2 separate regions of the Mus musculus genome follow, and region 2 is linked to region 1. The links are chromatin loops, found by intact Hi-C in ENCODE. Cell type or tissue: left cerebral cortex. All regions are shown on one strand. Each heading gives the region's core, and the rest is flanking DNA. Links, peaks and the distances in the headings are about the cores only.

What was found. Peaks named below come from ENCODE experiments on the same cell type or tissue, not always from the same donor. Only the 100,000 strongest peaks of a DNase experiment are listed, where the experiment ranks them.
Region 2: it touches region 1 in a loop (2.1-fold over the local background); 4 of 42 quality-filtered maps call a loop at or near these places.

Annotation. Positions count from the first base shown.
Region 1 is chr1:52,494,970-52,502,768 of GRCm38, reverse strand. Nab1 (Ngfi-A binding protein 1) reads left to right here and starts at 2,321. Exons shown (of 8, transcript NM_008667.3): 1 at 2,321-2,559. In left cerebral cortex, for the core only: no CTCF peak of the experiment used is centred there; DNase peaks (open chromatin) are centred at 1,826, 2,159, 2,880, 3,502 and 1 more place; H3K4me3 peaks cover 2,624 bases; H3K27ac peaks cover 2,385 bases.
Region 2 is chr1:52,593,184-52,600,982 of GRCm38, reverse strand. It overlaps a transcript of Nemp2 not described here. Among named protein-coding and RNA genes, the nearest start is that of Gm28178, 17 kb to the right of the region's middle. In left cerebral cortex, for the core only: no CTCF peak of the experiment used is centred there; DNase peaks (open chromatin) are centred at 2,478, 2,973 and 3,504; H3K4me3 peaks cover 347 bases.

The sequences.
Region 1 (7,799 bases), core at 1,204-5,203:
TTCTGGGAACAGAACCATGGTTTAAACTGTGGTTTAACCACGGTTATTTGTGTCCTCAGAACTTAACTTTGGTATTTAATTAACACTTAACAAGACGTACTGGAGAAAATGAGTAATTTAAGCATACAGGTATTTATGGTAAAATCAAACCAGAAGAAACAAAGCTACTGCAGGGTTCTTTTTAACAAAAGATATCCAAATGGTCTCAAGAAGAACCATTTGTGTTGCCACGTTCTCTTAGAACTGCCTGGGACTGCCTCCAAGAAATTCTAAAACGGTCTAATCTCTCCCAGAGGGCCTTCAGAGAACAACCCCACTCCATAATTGTTACCTTACAGAATGTATCCCTTCTCCTCCCACTAAGGCACCAAGGAGCTAGAAGACCTCCACTCTGAGAGCAGGGAGGTGGAGTTTAGGAATGGGAAGGACGGCATGCACAGAATCAATGCTTTCTCCTCCAACTTGTCTCACATACAGGTGAACATCTCAGGCCTGTCGAACAGTCCTGTTGACTACAGTGTGCCCATAAAGAACCTGATGCCTAAAAGCTTAAAATTTTTTTCTTTCATTTTCTTTCCTCCCACCACCTCTCCCAGAAACCATAGGGCATTTAAGCAAAGCATAGTGGGCCCAGAATGCCATTCTTAATGTGGGAAGAACACACTATCTAATGTGCCCAGAACATAAACAAGGAAGGACTTGAGTGGTTAACTGTAAAAAGGATCAGCCCCAGACACATTTCCTTGTCGGTATAGCCTTCAGCAGGGCAGAAGCACGCCCTACCGGAGCACAGCATGCAATTTGGACTCAATTCTGGAGAACGCTGTGCAGTGCAGGTGAGCTCACCAAGTTGACTAATCACTAACTGCGTGGCATAAAGCTACACGCACCCCTCCCCCTAGGCTTTTCAGAAGCAACAATGTTTGCAAACCATCAGAGTTCCCAGTGAAGAATTAGAAGAATTTTGCGGATTTCATTGCTCGACTACCCATTAACCTCTACCTTTCCACACCGGCCAAGAAATTGTCTCAGTAGCCCTGACTGTACTACAACCACCCAAATTAAATTCCTCTTCGCTGAGCAGGAGCATAAACACTGACAATTGGAGTGGCAGGGAGACACTTGTAGCTGTTATTTCTTCTGAAGAATTTGAGGAACTAAGAATAATTATTTAAAATACCAACTATTCTAGACAGGCTTGTCACTAACAGGGAAGATATTTCAGCTTAAATGTATACTTAACCATGTAACTATATGTTTATATATTTATGCATTTAAGTACATATCTATTCCATTGACATCACTCATTTGTAGAACATGTTTTTACAAAAAGAAAAAATGGTTTATTTAATAAGGTCTTTTTCTTTCAATATTATCATCCCACCCATTGTTGCAACATAAAGATGTGGTTTAAAGAATTTCTCTTCTCAAAGAATGCCTTGTATCCCCTTCAACCAAGTAGGCACACTCTGGGAGGCCAGCCAGGAAGTGGGAACGGCCTCCTATATAAAACTGGATTTTTATATGTACATTAAAACAGGATTCTACCTGTATTGCAGTAAGAGCACACCATTAAAACTTGAATTCTTTTCTTTGAAACCCCCTCCCCAAGGAAGGCAAAAATAGATTTAATTTTTTTCCCCTTAAAATTTTGGCAATAGCTTTAGCTTTTGAGGTGCTGTAACACTTTCTTTGGCTAGAAAAGTTTATGCAAACCAAGCTCAAAATGTCTACACCTTGCCTTAAGAACTCTATTTTGACACGCTCAAGACAGCACCAGGAGTGTGTCATTTGCCTACAGGAAGACAACAGAGAATGGCCTGTAAAGTAACACAAGGTTTCCAGACATGAAAAGGGTGTCATTAAGCCACCAGGCCAGAGTTTCCCTTTCCTCCCTCCTCAAACCAGGCCTGGGCGAGGGTGGGGACAGGGTGGAGTGGGCGAGGAGGGACAGGTCCGCACCGCACCTGCGGTTCTGTACCCCCCCCACCCCCTCCCTCCTGGGCGGGCCCGGTGCGGGGCTTGGCAGGCAGCGCTGTCCGCGGATCCACGGAAGCCTCCTCCTCCTCCGACCCGCGCGCGCGCCCCCACCCGCGCGCTCCCAGCTGCCGTGGGAATGGGCCACCCCCGGGACCGCGCCGAGCCTCAGCCCCGCCGGCCCCCACCCCCGCCCCGCGGCCGCCCACGCCGGGATCTGCGTCACTCGGCCGCGCGTGGGCGGGAGCCGGAGCGGCGAATGGAGCAAGAGCGGAATCTCCCGATGTGACAGCGCGCGGGGCGGGGCGGGGGCGGCGGAGGTGGCGGGGGAGGGAGAGGGAGAGGCCGAGGGAGGGGCGGCGGGAGAGGCCTAGGGAGGGCGCCCGGGGCCGCCGCCGCCCGCCTCCGCCCGAGCCTCCGCCCGCGCGACCGAGCGAGCGCCGTCGGGGCGGGCGGGGGACGGAGCGCGCGCCCACCGCGTCCCTGCCCCCCTCGATGGGCGCGGGGGCGTCCCGGCCGCCGCAGCCGCCGCAGGAGCCCGGCAGAGCCGTCGTCGCGGAGCGCGCCGCAGCTGCGGGCCGCGTAGGTACCGGGAGGGCCTCGAGATGGAGCGGGGGGCGCGGACGCGTGGCTCGGCGGGGCCGTCGCGTCCTGCCGGGCGGGGGGCGCGGGCTGTGCGGGGAGGACGCGCTCGCGGGCCCGCGTGGGGTGCCAGCTCCGGGGCGACCAGGGACTTCCGAAAAGTGCCGCTGAGTCTCCGCTTTCTTCCTGTTATCCGCCCCTTCCTACTGTAGTTGTGTTTTCAGAGCGGAAGGAGAGTTTTGCTTGGAAGTGGCTTTCAGAAACTTGGCACCCAGGTGCAGGGAAGCGGGAGTCGCCGAGCCTTTGAGGCTGAGTGGGGAATGTGCAGACACGTGTAGGACAGAGAAGCTTTGGACGCAGGTGTGTGACCTTACGGGGACAGACACCGAAGTACGGTCAACCCGGGAGATCTGCAAGGAATCTCCTGGGTAGAGCTGGAATTTGCGTCTGTAGGTTGAGCTGACCAAGTTTTGCAGCGGGCGACCAGCGGGAACCGTGCCCTGGCTCAGGGAGGCTTGGGAAATTTTGGATTGCCTGCTAATTTACAATTTGATCCGAAAGAGCTGGTTTGGAGTAAGTTGTCACTACCGATTGGTTTGCCAGTGACGTGCCTGCCAACTTTACGGAGTGCAAAGATCAGAATCTCTAAGGAGATTCTAAGATCTCGTATAAAAATATTTTGGCAGTTTTAATAGTTAATATTAGATTGCATAGGAGCAGAGGAACCGAATTTAAAATAAGATTAGTCACATCCGAAATGGTTCGCTGTTTTGTACACGCAGCGAATTACCCTTTTTAAATATTCACTTTTTGAAAAATCTTTCTTTGTACAATATATGTTATGACATTTATAATTCATCTGCCGGTTTTAAGAAGAGATACTGGAGAGAGGATGTATAGGGTCCATTGTATCGGATAGCCGACCAGGGTGGAGGCTATCTTCCTGAGATTCAAAGAGCTGCTTCACACCCAGCTTCTGTGCCAGCACAAGTGACTTGGATTGAAGGTTTCTTCCTCCAGCTTGCATCTTTTGAGACATTTAATTCTGTTCTTTCAGTAAGCTCAAGCAGATAAATAAGTATGCTGTTGAGAATTTGTAGATAGGCAGTGCAGTCAGCCTTCTTCATCTCTGTTTCCAGTTTAGATACTGGAACATTACATCTTGAAAGAAAATAATTTCAAGAAGTGCTAGGGAGATAATTTGTTTCTTTCTTTCTTTCTTTCTTTTCTTTTTCTTTTTTTTTTTTTTTTTTTTTTTTTTTTTTGACTTGACCATCTTATGCTTAGCCTGCCATTCCACTACTGAGCATGCTTTTTCTCTCCTGAGGCCCAGTCTCCTGTTGTGTGGGACTGTATTAGTGACAGCATGGGGCACTGGAAATTTTACTTCATTCTGTCCTTTAGTTGTGAATATATTTCAGATGACAAATTCTTAAGATTCATCTAGATGATACAGAAAATTTTAGTGAGCTATTATGCCTAATAAATTTCATCAAGTACGTAGATTATAATTGCATAATCATACCTAAACTAAAAGTTTTTCTTTTGTTGCTGATTAATAACAACCATGCCCTATAGAAAACCTAGCCTTGTCTCCTCTTCATTATTTAAACAATTTCATATCTCTTTTACTTCAACTTTAAGGACGTATGGTTTATTTAACTTTGTATTGTAGATGCTTTGAAAGAAAAATTATGAAGTGGGGCAGACCTTTGAAGAATTTGTGTCATGAACTCTAGATTTTAAGAGTAAAAAATGGGTGGATGGTAGCAAGTGTGTTAGAGTTCTGTGCCTGGTGACTTAGAATCCATGCTAGAGTTAGGCCTTGGCTATCTCATTATAATAAACCTGTTTTTGTTGCATTTTTAAAATAAGGAAATCTCTATTTTTGACATAATGTGAATGTGTTCTATATACCACAGGGCCATCATATATTAGTGTTGCTTTCATGAAAGTGACCATCGTATAAACAGTTTCAGATGGTGCTAATGTGTGACTCTTTCACATGTTCATATTTCACTGTGGATCTTATCAAACATATTAAAGAATAAAAAGCAGCCCCTTGAGTATACTGTAAGAGTGCCAGCTCCTTTGCCGGGGTCCCACTCTCCTCTCACCTGCTTCTTTTAATCCTTGAGTGGTGGAGAGAAAAATAGTGTGGCTATTATAGTAAGTGCAACTTTCCTTTCTGATCTGACATGTTCAATAACTCATGCAGTAGTAGAATATACTCTCATCTTAATAATGGAACACGAGGGAAATTTCAGAAGTTGATACTGGGAAAAAATGCATTACTCTTCATCTTGAGAATTCTCACAGCTAAAACATATCATTAAGCATTCAAATAATGTGTCATTTTTCAGCACATTATATTTAGGAGCTGTGTGTTAATTTACATGGTATGTCAATACTTTTTGCAGAAGAACTTCTGCAGACTGAGATTGATATATGCATACATGTTGCCTGCAGTCTACCTGGATGCTCTTACTGCCTGCCAAAAGCCTTTTCTATTGGCTGAACTATTCCCAGTTGTCATAGGAGTTGTTAGTGTTTGTCTGTTGGTATTAATATATAGTTGTTTAGTAGACAAGTAAGTCCAATTTACCTTTCCTTAATTTTAATAAACATGTTTTAAACCTACCTTGTATTTTTTTGGGCTGAATTTTAAAGGAGTCTCTTTAAAGGAAAACAAACAAACAAAAAACCTGTTCCCAGTGTTTTTCAGAATTGCAGGAAGAATCCATAGGAGAAAATATTTTAATTATCCCAAATTAACAGAAATTCATTAGAAACTAAGGGTGTAATTCATAGTTGTGTGGGCATTAAGACCTGAATTGTCTTGACTTAAGCCAGTGTGGGCTTGAGAGTGTAGCTCATGGTAGAGTGTGGGCATAGCATGCTTCTGGTTGGTTGGTCATCCCCCAGCACTGACAAAAGCCCAAATATCACGCCATGCTTCTGAGTGAGTGTGTCTAAGGATGTCTGTCTTTTTAGAAGTGGATGAGTATCCAGGGAATGCTGTAGTCTTACCTAACCCATGAAATGCAATGGAACCACATAGAAACATTTTCTAGCTTTGAGTTCTGGATTCTAGTACTGGAAGTGAGAAGTCTGCATGTCCTATAGGGTCCCCCTCTAGACTCGTCCTTTGCTGTGGTTACTGCTCCCTTCTTTCTCCCAAGCCTCTCTGCTTCCAAGCTACACTCTGAAACTTGCTGGTACTTGAGAGACTCTAAGGCCAATGTCCTCTTCATATTTAAACATTTACTTGCGGGGGCAGCAGACATCACTTAGCTGTTAAGAGAAAAACCCTCTGGTGGAATTAATTCCCCTTCATCTGTAAATGATGCATGAGCTCTTCAGTGAGTTTTACACAGTGCTTTTTCTAAGAGGTTGCTATTAACTCAAAAGCTCCCAGAGTGAAAGCTCAGGCCTCAGGGGAGATGCTGCTCTTGGTTTCTTGCTAGTCCCTGAAAAGTCTTCTGGACTGTTCTGTACCTTTTGAGAGTATATTAAATATATATTCAGAGGTGCTAACTGTGTATGTGGCAGTCATTCTTTCAGTATTGCAGGAAAATATTTAAGAATAGACACAAATCTATTTATAAGATGCTTGCTATTTATTTGAAAAACACTGCATTGGACTTTTAGGAACACAAGACAAAAATGACTCAGGATCTCTCATGGCCAAACTTTTCATTTTTTTTTTTTTTAAATGCTGACTTGGGGGGTTGGGTTCCTATACAATGAACATACAATTACAGTTCTGACCATGTATAACTCCTGCACTTGGCTTTCATTCTTTGCTCTCTTAGGTAGATTGCGCTGCTGTGAGAGCCTGCAGCATAGTCTCCCACGGAAGGATGAGAGAAAGAAAAGGATAGTAGGTCAAGTAGCAGGATGCAAGGGAATGTGCTACTGTCTGATTGGCAGTTTTGGGGATACCAAGTTACTGAGAGGGTACCCCTGAAATAGGAAAAGATTCTGACTCAAATATTGGGTTTCATTATATAGCCATCCTTGTAGAAATAGTATTCAACACAGAACACTTAGCTGAGACTGAAGGTGAATAAAAGATTAATGAGATCTAATTCCTATCCTTAGGGTGCCTATAACCAAACAAGCACCTTGTCTTCACAGCCAGGTTAAGCCTTTTGTTCTGTAGCTCCTTTTGTGAAGCACTCGGCATCCTATTTATCACAGTACTTAAACATGTGCTTCTGCTTAACTGATCTTCATGAAGGACAGTCTTTCCTCCTGGTCCTCAGAGCTGGCTCAGGACTTGGAATACTGGAATAAGTAAATAAACAAAACAAAACAAAAAACCTGGGGTGGGGGATGTTGGATGGAAAGAAAGGAAAACATTACTGTGGGCAGACTGAAAACCAAGAGAAAAATCTATAACCCGGCTGAGTGTGAAAGGTTTCATGGGAAAGGCTATGGAGCAATGCCCAGGACAGGGCCCTGAGAGAAAGGTTGAAAGGTAGCTTGCAGGGTGGGGGAGGGAGATATCTATATTTGTAGTTTAGAGTGCTCATGTTAAGCTGTGGTAAACTTGAAGAGAGGAGGGAACAGCCATACCTCATTGAAGTGGGAGCAAAAAGCAATGGAAGCCAGGATTGAGTGCTTTGGGAACAGAAAGAAACAGGCTGACGCTGATGATATGGCCCAGGGACATGCAGAAGTGGGGCAAACAAAAAGTAAAACATTCTTATTAATCTGGGAAACAGGGAAAGTAGTACAATGGGCTGAGGGGCTGCAGAGAACCCACTTGGGAATCCAGAAATGAGGAAGCAGATGAGGCCACGCCCTCCATTCTGGGCACTCCAGGCATGGATTTGTCAGTCTTCAGGTGGGATGCCAAATTTCACGCCAGTTCAGGCTCATCACTCTCAGGTATGGGAAGTACTTTTAAAATAAAATCCTGCAAACACTCAGGGTTATTTTACTTTTAGCATTGTTCATTGAGAAAACACTGGACATTCTCAAAGTAACAAATTTAGTTACATTTTAAATTAGTTTGTACCTCCTGAAATCAGGGAAGTGTTCATTTACTTTCATTTGTAGTGAAAAGCCCAATTTTACTTTGAGATCTCTTTGTAGTGACTCATAATTTTGTAGTAATCTGCTCATGAATTATCCCACTAAGCCACGGGTTCTTTTTCTTTTCTCTCTTTTTTTTTTTAAATTTATTTATTTTTATGCGCATTGCTGTTCTGCCCTCATGTCTGTGGAAGGGT
Region 2 (7,799 bases), core at 1,312-5,311, 98 kb before region 1:
TGAAGGGTCTGCAACCCTATAGGTGGAACAACAATATGAACTAATCAGTACCCCCAGAGCTCGTGTCTCTAGCTGCATATGTAGCAGAAGATGGCCTAGTCGGCCATCATTGGGAAGAGAGGTCCCTTGGTCTTGCAAACTTTATATGCCCCAGTAGAGAGGAACACCAGGGCCAAGAAGTGGGAGTGGGTAGTTAGGGGAGCAGGGCGGGGAGGGGGGAGGGTATAGAGGACTTTTGGCATAGCATTTGAAATGTAAATGAAGAAAATACCTAATAAAAAATTGGAAAAAGTTGTAAAAAAAGGGGGGGGTGGTTTCAAGAGCAATTGTGGGGAGTAGGGACATAAAAGTTCAGGTGTGTTCTGGGCTGTGGGTGAAGAGGAGGAGCCTTTCTCATGGGATACAGGAAACCTGCAGAACTTCACTCTGGCATCCAGCACTACTCTGTGGTTTTGCATTGAAGAGTGGTGACTCAAGACACAAAGAGGGGGCTGGAGAGATGGCTCAGCGGTTAAAAGCACCAACTGCTCTTCCAGAGGTCCTGAGTTCAAATCCCAGCAACCACATGGTGGCTCACAACCATCTGTAATGAGATCTGATGCCCTCTTCTGGTGTGCATGAGGATAGAGACCATGTACTCATATATATTAAATAAATAAATTAAAAAAAAAAGACACAAAGACAGAAAGTCATTTTTCCTTATGGATATCCGCATGTCCAGGGAAAAATGAGGAGGCAGTTCACCTAGTTGCTGACTACCAGAGTCTTCACTAAGAGTAGTTTCTGCTGCTGGGCCAGAATACCTTGGGAGGCTGGGACTAGCAGGCAGAGGCCACTCACCAGCTCAATTGTATGCAAGCCTACAGCACCCCAGGTTACTGGGTTCCTTTCCTAAACTACTTGTGCTCCTGGCTTCTCATTCTCACTGAAGTGCTTTGAATGGTTAAGTGCATCTTACCACCACCCTGTTCTTGGGTTGACTACAACCTTCGTGCATTCTTTTCTGTGGCGTTGCTGTGATAAAACCACGGCCAAGACAACTTACCCAAGAAAGAATCAAACTGAGCTTACAGTTTCAAAGGGCTGTAGTCCATGACAGTGGACTACATTGGAGCATCAGCTAGGAGCTCACACCCCTCAGGCAGGAGGCAGGGAGCACATGGAGAATGGCATGCATCTTCTGAAATCGCAAAGCCCATCTATCCCTAGTGATGCAGCTCCACTAAGGCCACACCCCTTAACATATTCCAAACACACAAACTTGGGGGAGGGGTGGTCATTCAAACCACCACAAGTTTTGTTTTTACTTGTTAGGTATTCTATTTCTTTGAAAATATACTCTAATAATAGACTCAGAGTTATTTAAACTTCAAGGAACTATTCCTCTAACCATTAATGTCTCCTTCTTAAAAACTGTACACTGGATTAAATAATGTCTTAGTTATGGTTTTTCACTGAACCTGAAGCTTATTGCTCAGCCAAGCATTCTTGGATTCTTGGTCAAGGATTTCTAGTCTCTACCTCTCCAATGCTGTTAGAAGCAAACCAGCACAGCCCTTGTATTTTTCATAGATTCCAGAAAGCTGCACTCGGATCCTTTACCAATTAAGCCACCTCCCTGCCTTATTTAAAACTTTGTTTGGTCTTAAATCAGAAGATCATTGTTTTGATTTTACCGTGTATTGCACCACCATTCCACTTTATCATTTAATTGGTGTCCTCAATACATAGAAAACACTTACATTAAAAATTGCATTTTAAAGGTAAAAAGGAGCAAAAAAAGACAAGAAATCTTAGAATTGGCTAATGAAGAGACGACCCATAGTTTCTTTTCTCCCTTCAGACACTTGGCAGTCAGCAAGCTCATCTGAAGTAGCTCAAAGGGACTGTGGACAGGTCAGCAGAAATGGTAGCGGGCATCCTCAGCCAGGCTCTGCACTGGCCAGGCTCCCTGCCAACCAGGAAACTCACAACGGTTCCACAAGGGCCTCAGTGCCCCCCACACCTTCCCACCTGTCCACAGATAAGAACAGTAGTGCCAGTGCGGGGCTTTCTGTTCTGTAATCAGGCACACAAGCACCTCATGTCTCCATTCGTTCAGTTACTCAACTTCTGCCCCCGAAGTTCCCATACTCTTCCTACCTCAGCAGGGCGCTGTTGGCAAAGACCAATACCCTTGCATTTATCCCTTTCTGAACTTGGTTGTTGTTGGTTGTGGTAAGATGGGGTCTTCCGTACCCCAGGTTAGCCTCAAACTTCCTATAAACTGAGACAGTCTTTAACCTGATCCCCCTGCCTCTGCTTTCCCAGTGCTGGGATCACAGCTGGGTAGCGCCATGTCCCACCCACGTTTGCTTTTGATTAATTGTACAGACTCCCACTCCATAGCCAAGTCCTTCTACGTTCTCTCTCCATGCCTAAATCAGTAGGCAGCATGTGGCAGTTTATCTCCATGAACCATGGCTCCCTGTCTGCCTCATGTTACCATGCCATTTCAGGCTTGAATGCAGTAGATTTTAAAATCCCATATAAGGTTAGAACAGTGACACTATCTCTTTAGGGCATTAAGGATTATTTTGGATGGAAACTCTAAGCTCATCTTCCACTCATCCCTGGCTCTGCCCGGGTCCTACTTGTGCACAAAGGCAACTCTGAGGTCACTTTTACAAGAGAGGACAGGCAGAAAAAGTGCCCTGCAAAAGACATGGGAATGTTCAACACCAATTATCAGGCGGAAAAAAAGAAATAGCCACAGACCAGAAATAACTTAAGTAATAATTTTAAAACTTTAGATCATCCATCGGTAAAGCAGCCTGGTCAGCTGGACTCTGCTTCAGTTTTGACTCCCAGTTTTCTAAGGCTTTTTAAAAATGCTTGGACTGTTTCCTTGAGACATTCGCATGCAAAGCTGTGGCTGCTGTCTCCAGCCGCCCACACATACCTGCCCTCCTCCTCCCTCTGACTCAGCGCCCAGCCTCCGCCCACGCCCGCTGACTCGGTGACCCGCACCCACTTCCCACAAACCTACGCGCTCCTCTCCTTCACACAGGTACAAATATTCACACTCCCACTGCTCAGCAAACAACGCACACTACTAATGGGGGGGAGGGGGAGGCATGCTTTTCCTAATGACCATTATGTTTCTTTTAATTCACAAGCTTTACACAGCACAATGAGTAGCTGATGAACTTATTTATGCTTAAATTGGTTTTTCAAAACTCCCTCGTGTTCAAAACTGGATTATTCTATTTTTAAAAAACTCCACCAAAAAAAAAAAAATGTATACACCGAGTGTTGCACCTTTTTTTTTTTTCTTTTTTCTTTTTTCAGGAAGAACAGATGCCCTAGGGTTTGTCCAAATTAAAACTTTTTACTCACATTTTCAGCGATGGCTACACAAAGGCTCACTGGGCTGGGTATTCGCCGTGAGGGTGTTTGAGCTACAGCTGGCATCAGCAGGCTGCCTGACAAGATTAATTGGCAGTGAATTAGACCAGTGCAGTCCAGAGCCAACACCAAAAAGGAGGACCAGCCCACTCATGAGGCCCTGCCAACGCCCAGAGATCTGCTGAGCGTGGGCTGGGGGAAGGCAGGGAGGCCAGTCTCTGCTGCCTTTGTGTTCTCACGGCTCGTACAAGGGTTCATAGCAACGGTTTCTTTCTTTTGCTGTGCATTTGTGTGATATCTGTGTGTCTTGCTACACTGATGCCACAGCGCATGTGCAGAGGTCAGAGGACAACCTTAAGTGTGTCCCCTTCCCTTCCACCTTGTTTTAGGTAGGGTCTCCTGTTCACAGCAGCATGGGACAGGGCTGGACATCCTGATGGCTCCCCATGACTGCCATCAGCTCTGTGTGGGTGCGGAGGTCTGAACTTGGGTCCTTACACTTGTGACCAGAGCTTTATCCTCTGAGCCATCTCCCCAGGCCCCATGGCAACTCTTTTTATTTTTTCCGGGGCTTGATACTATTCTATGTCACAGATGTGAGCAGAAGCAATTCTATTGTAACTCACCTCCTCTTTAAGAAGAGATGCAAGCCAAATCTGGATTTTAAGGAGTGGTGGGTTGCTTTGTGTTTGCTGCTTTGCTTTATCATTCATAATTGATGTGAATTCTTCTGGGAGAAGCAGCGGCCATTTCTGCTCTTCTTCTATCTCTAACAATTGAGAATGTTAGATCTACAATATGCTGGACAGGGAACTGGGAAAAGGATTTCTATCTGGGCCAGACCTCTCAGCCCTCAGTGGTGGGGCCAGTTTTAATCATCTCTGTCCACCTGTCTCACATTCTTTGCTTGAATTTCTACAATTTGATCTGCTTCTGTGCACTTTAGCATTTCTCTGTATTATCCTTAAACTTGAAAGTCTTCTTGGCTCCTTGGAACTTTTTAAGCACTTCTTTGTATGTTTAACTTTGTATCGTTATAGAAAGCAAAGCTCTTCACCACAAGTCCCCATATAAAAAGATGCAAAAGCAAAAAGCAAGTGTCTCACTTCTTAGCCACTGTGCTGGTATGACTACCACCAGGTTCCAAGAAGCTAACTTCCAACAAAATATGGCAGAGTGAACATAAGAATGTCTGTCTTCTGGCTAGGCCAGCAGAGCAGTGTGAGCAAATGAGAGCCTTTGGTTACCACGCTGTGCTCTGTTTGTGTCTCCTGAGAGTTCAAACTCTGTAGTCATCAGTGTAGCCCTGATAGGAAGCAACTGAGCCTCTCGGTTGAGATTAGCAGAAGGTGATTGGGTCCTTGTTTGACAGGTGAGTAAACCTCTTTCTTCATGTGCTACCCAGATATTTTGTTACAATAACAACAGCCAAAAAAAAAAAAAAAAAAAAAAAAAAGTGAACTGACATGTTTGTTGGAAGAGAATGGAGGGGTTAATAGTCCCACTGTAAATACGAGCTGAAGCCTAGATATGAATAAGACATTTCACTGTAGAGTAACTGCGGTCAGGATTTAGCTATCTCTTTTGAAACCAAGGGGAGTGAAATACCGACTTAAAGTCTGAGATCAGTTGAAAGCGTATGTAAGAATACACAACTTTTTTATGCCCCAAACACAGAAAACCAGGAGCCTGCCCCAGGATGTAGTGGTTTATTCATAGGAAGCCATAGGAAAAATGAAGTAAACAGTAGCTGCTGACAGAAGGGAAGGTATGGGGGTGTACCAGGGGCCAGGCAGGAAGCTGAACTGGAGATGGCCCCATGATCTTTGCTTTCTCCCTTGACAATCAAAGCTCTGTTCCTCAGACAGCAGACCCTTAGGCCAGTGTTTTCTAGCTGTTGATTATGAAATCAGTTATGATTAATGGATTATGAAATCAGTTTAGTGGATCATAATCAGCATTTTTATAGGCTGAACTCCCCAGGAAGCCAACATTGAGATGGTGTGGAGAATTGAACATTTGTTAAGGGGGTGCCCTTAGGACCAACATCTGTGGAAAAATGAAAAGATTGGGCTAACGGAGATGCTGGCTGTGATGCATGGCCAGGCGACTGCTCTGAAGGTAGAACAGCTCTTTGGATTTTGTCCAAGTTGAGGCCAAGAGAGCCAGGACTTTATCCTCAGTTCTAGACTAAATTGTTCCCCAAATCTCTATGCTGATGTCCCAGTACCTCAGAATATAGTACAAATCTTTAAGTAAGTGATAAAGTTCTTAGGATGGCACCCCAATTCCCAGAGATAGTGACCTTGTGCACAGAGACATACCACCACTCTAAAGCACTTACACAGTAAGGTCATGAAAGGACGAAGTGGGAAGGCAGGGGACTGCCAGCCAAGGAGGGTTGGAGAAACCCAAACCTCGGACAACTTCATCTTACACTCAGCCACAGAATCATGAGGAAATAAAAATTTCCTCATTTTTGTGAGAAATAAGACTTCCTTGATGCGTGAAGATGAAGAAGAGCAGGGAAGAGAGCTGTACTGAGATAACCTGGGAGGAGTCTGACATTGAACATGGCCCCTTAGCAGACAGAGCAGCCAGCATCACAGAGACCTCACAGAGAATCAACCTAGCTCTGTAGACTACTTAGAAAACACCAAATATACAATACACAGAAAAAGTGGATACTATTTCATGTGGTATGTGTGTGCCTCTGTGTGTGTGTGTATGTGTGTGTATCTCTGTGTGTGCATATGTGTGTATCTGTATGCATGTATGTGAACTAATATTTAGAAATATATCCCACTGTAAGAAAATGTTCTAGGGTCATTTCCCCAGGCAAGAAAATGGAGATTTTCTTTTTTCTTTCCTGCAAAAACTAAACAGATCCCAGGAAGGCAAAATGTTTTCTCCACCCCAAAGTAATACCCAGGTCTCTATAAACCCATCTGCCCACACTGAGCCCATCATCAACTCTTAACCCCCATTCATAAATATGAGAAGACAAAAGAAAAAAAAAAAGAAATTCTCTAAAAGAGAAGGCTCACATATACAAACTTCCTAACTTCCAGGAAAACTACAGAAAATAGAAAAATGTTGTTTGGTCTCAAAATGATCACATTTCTGGGGCTGAAGAGATGGCTCAGTGGTTTAAGGGCACTGGATGCTCTTCCTGAGAACCCAGGTTCAATCCTCAGCAATCACATGAAAAGTGGCCAAAGGACTGAATCGATTCCCACAAACTGTCCTGTGATTTACACATGTCTATTTCATGGTACACACGACACGCATATACAAAATACTGTTTAAAAGAGAAAAAAGAAAAAAAGGACAAGTCTTTATCGCGTTCTCACGCCCGGCCAGGAAAGACGCAACAGACCAGAATCTTCTGCGGCAAAACTTTATTGCTTACATCTTTGGGAGCCAGGAGGGCAAGCGCCCAGCGCCCAGCCCCAAAAACGAAAGCCCCTTCTATTACATCTTTAGGAGCCAGAGCTCCGGCGCGCGCGCTCTATTGTTTACATCTTTAGGCAGCGAGCGAGCGCAGGGCGCGCAGAGCCAGAGAGATGCCAGCGAGAGAGAATGGCGGAAACCCCCTCCCCTTTTTTAGGAGAGTTATATTTCGCCTAGGACGCATCACTCCCTGATTGGCTGCAGCCCATGGCCGAGCTGACGTTCACGGGAAAGGTAGAGTACAAGTAGTCATAAAATACCCTTGGCACATGCGCAGATTATTTGTTTACCACTTAGAACACAGGATGTCAGTGCCATCTTGTGACGGCGAATGTGGGGGCGGCTCCCAACATCTCCCCCTTTCCTTTTAATAAGAGCAAATAGGCCACCCAACTAATGAGAGTGGAGATAGAGGTCAAATCCCCAGTGTGTAGGTAAAGGAGCCATGTACAGGATTAGCTCTTAGGCTCACAGGCTTTTACCCAGAGCAACCCTGACCTGCTCCCGTGTCGTTTTGCCTGGAGAGAAGGACACTTGGACACTCAACCTTCTTGAAAGATGACATGTCTCCCTAGAATAGGCTCATATATGCCGCAGAGCCTTTCTACTGCAGTGCTTAGCCGTGCAACTCTCTCAGGCTGCTGAAGCACACTCACTCTATCTCGTGCAATGAGACTAGCCTCGTGAGATGTAAGAGCTGAGTGGCCAGCGACCTATTGCCTAAGCATAGATAACCATATATCAGGGGGAGCACCATGTTCTAGAGCTGCAAGCGCCTGGGCAATAACCACCTTGTCTCTCCTAGTTTAGGCCTTAAGCTTACAGACCAACCAAAGAAGCAACACTAATCCACAGCAAAGTGTATCTCCAAATAATATCAATCCCACCCATTCTTTAAAGAAAGAAAATGCTGAGGAGATCCAATTGGGTAATCCTTTGGTCAGGGACAGGTCCAAGCG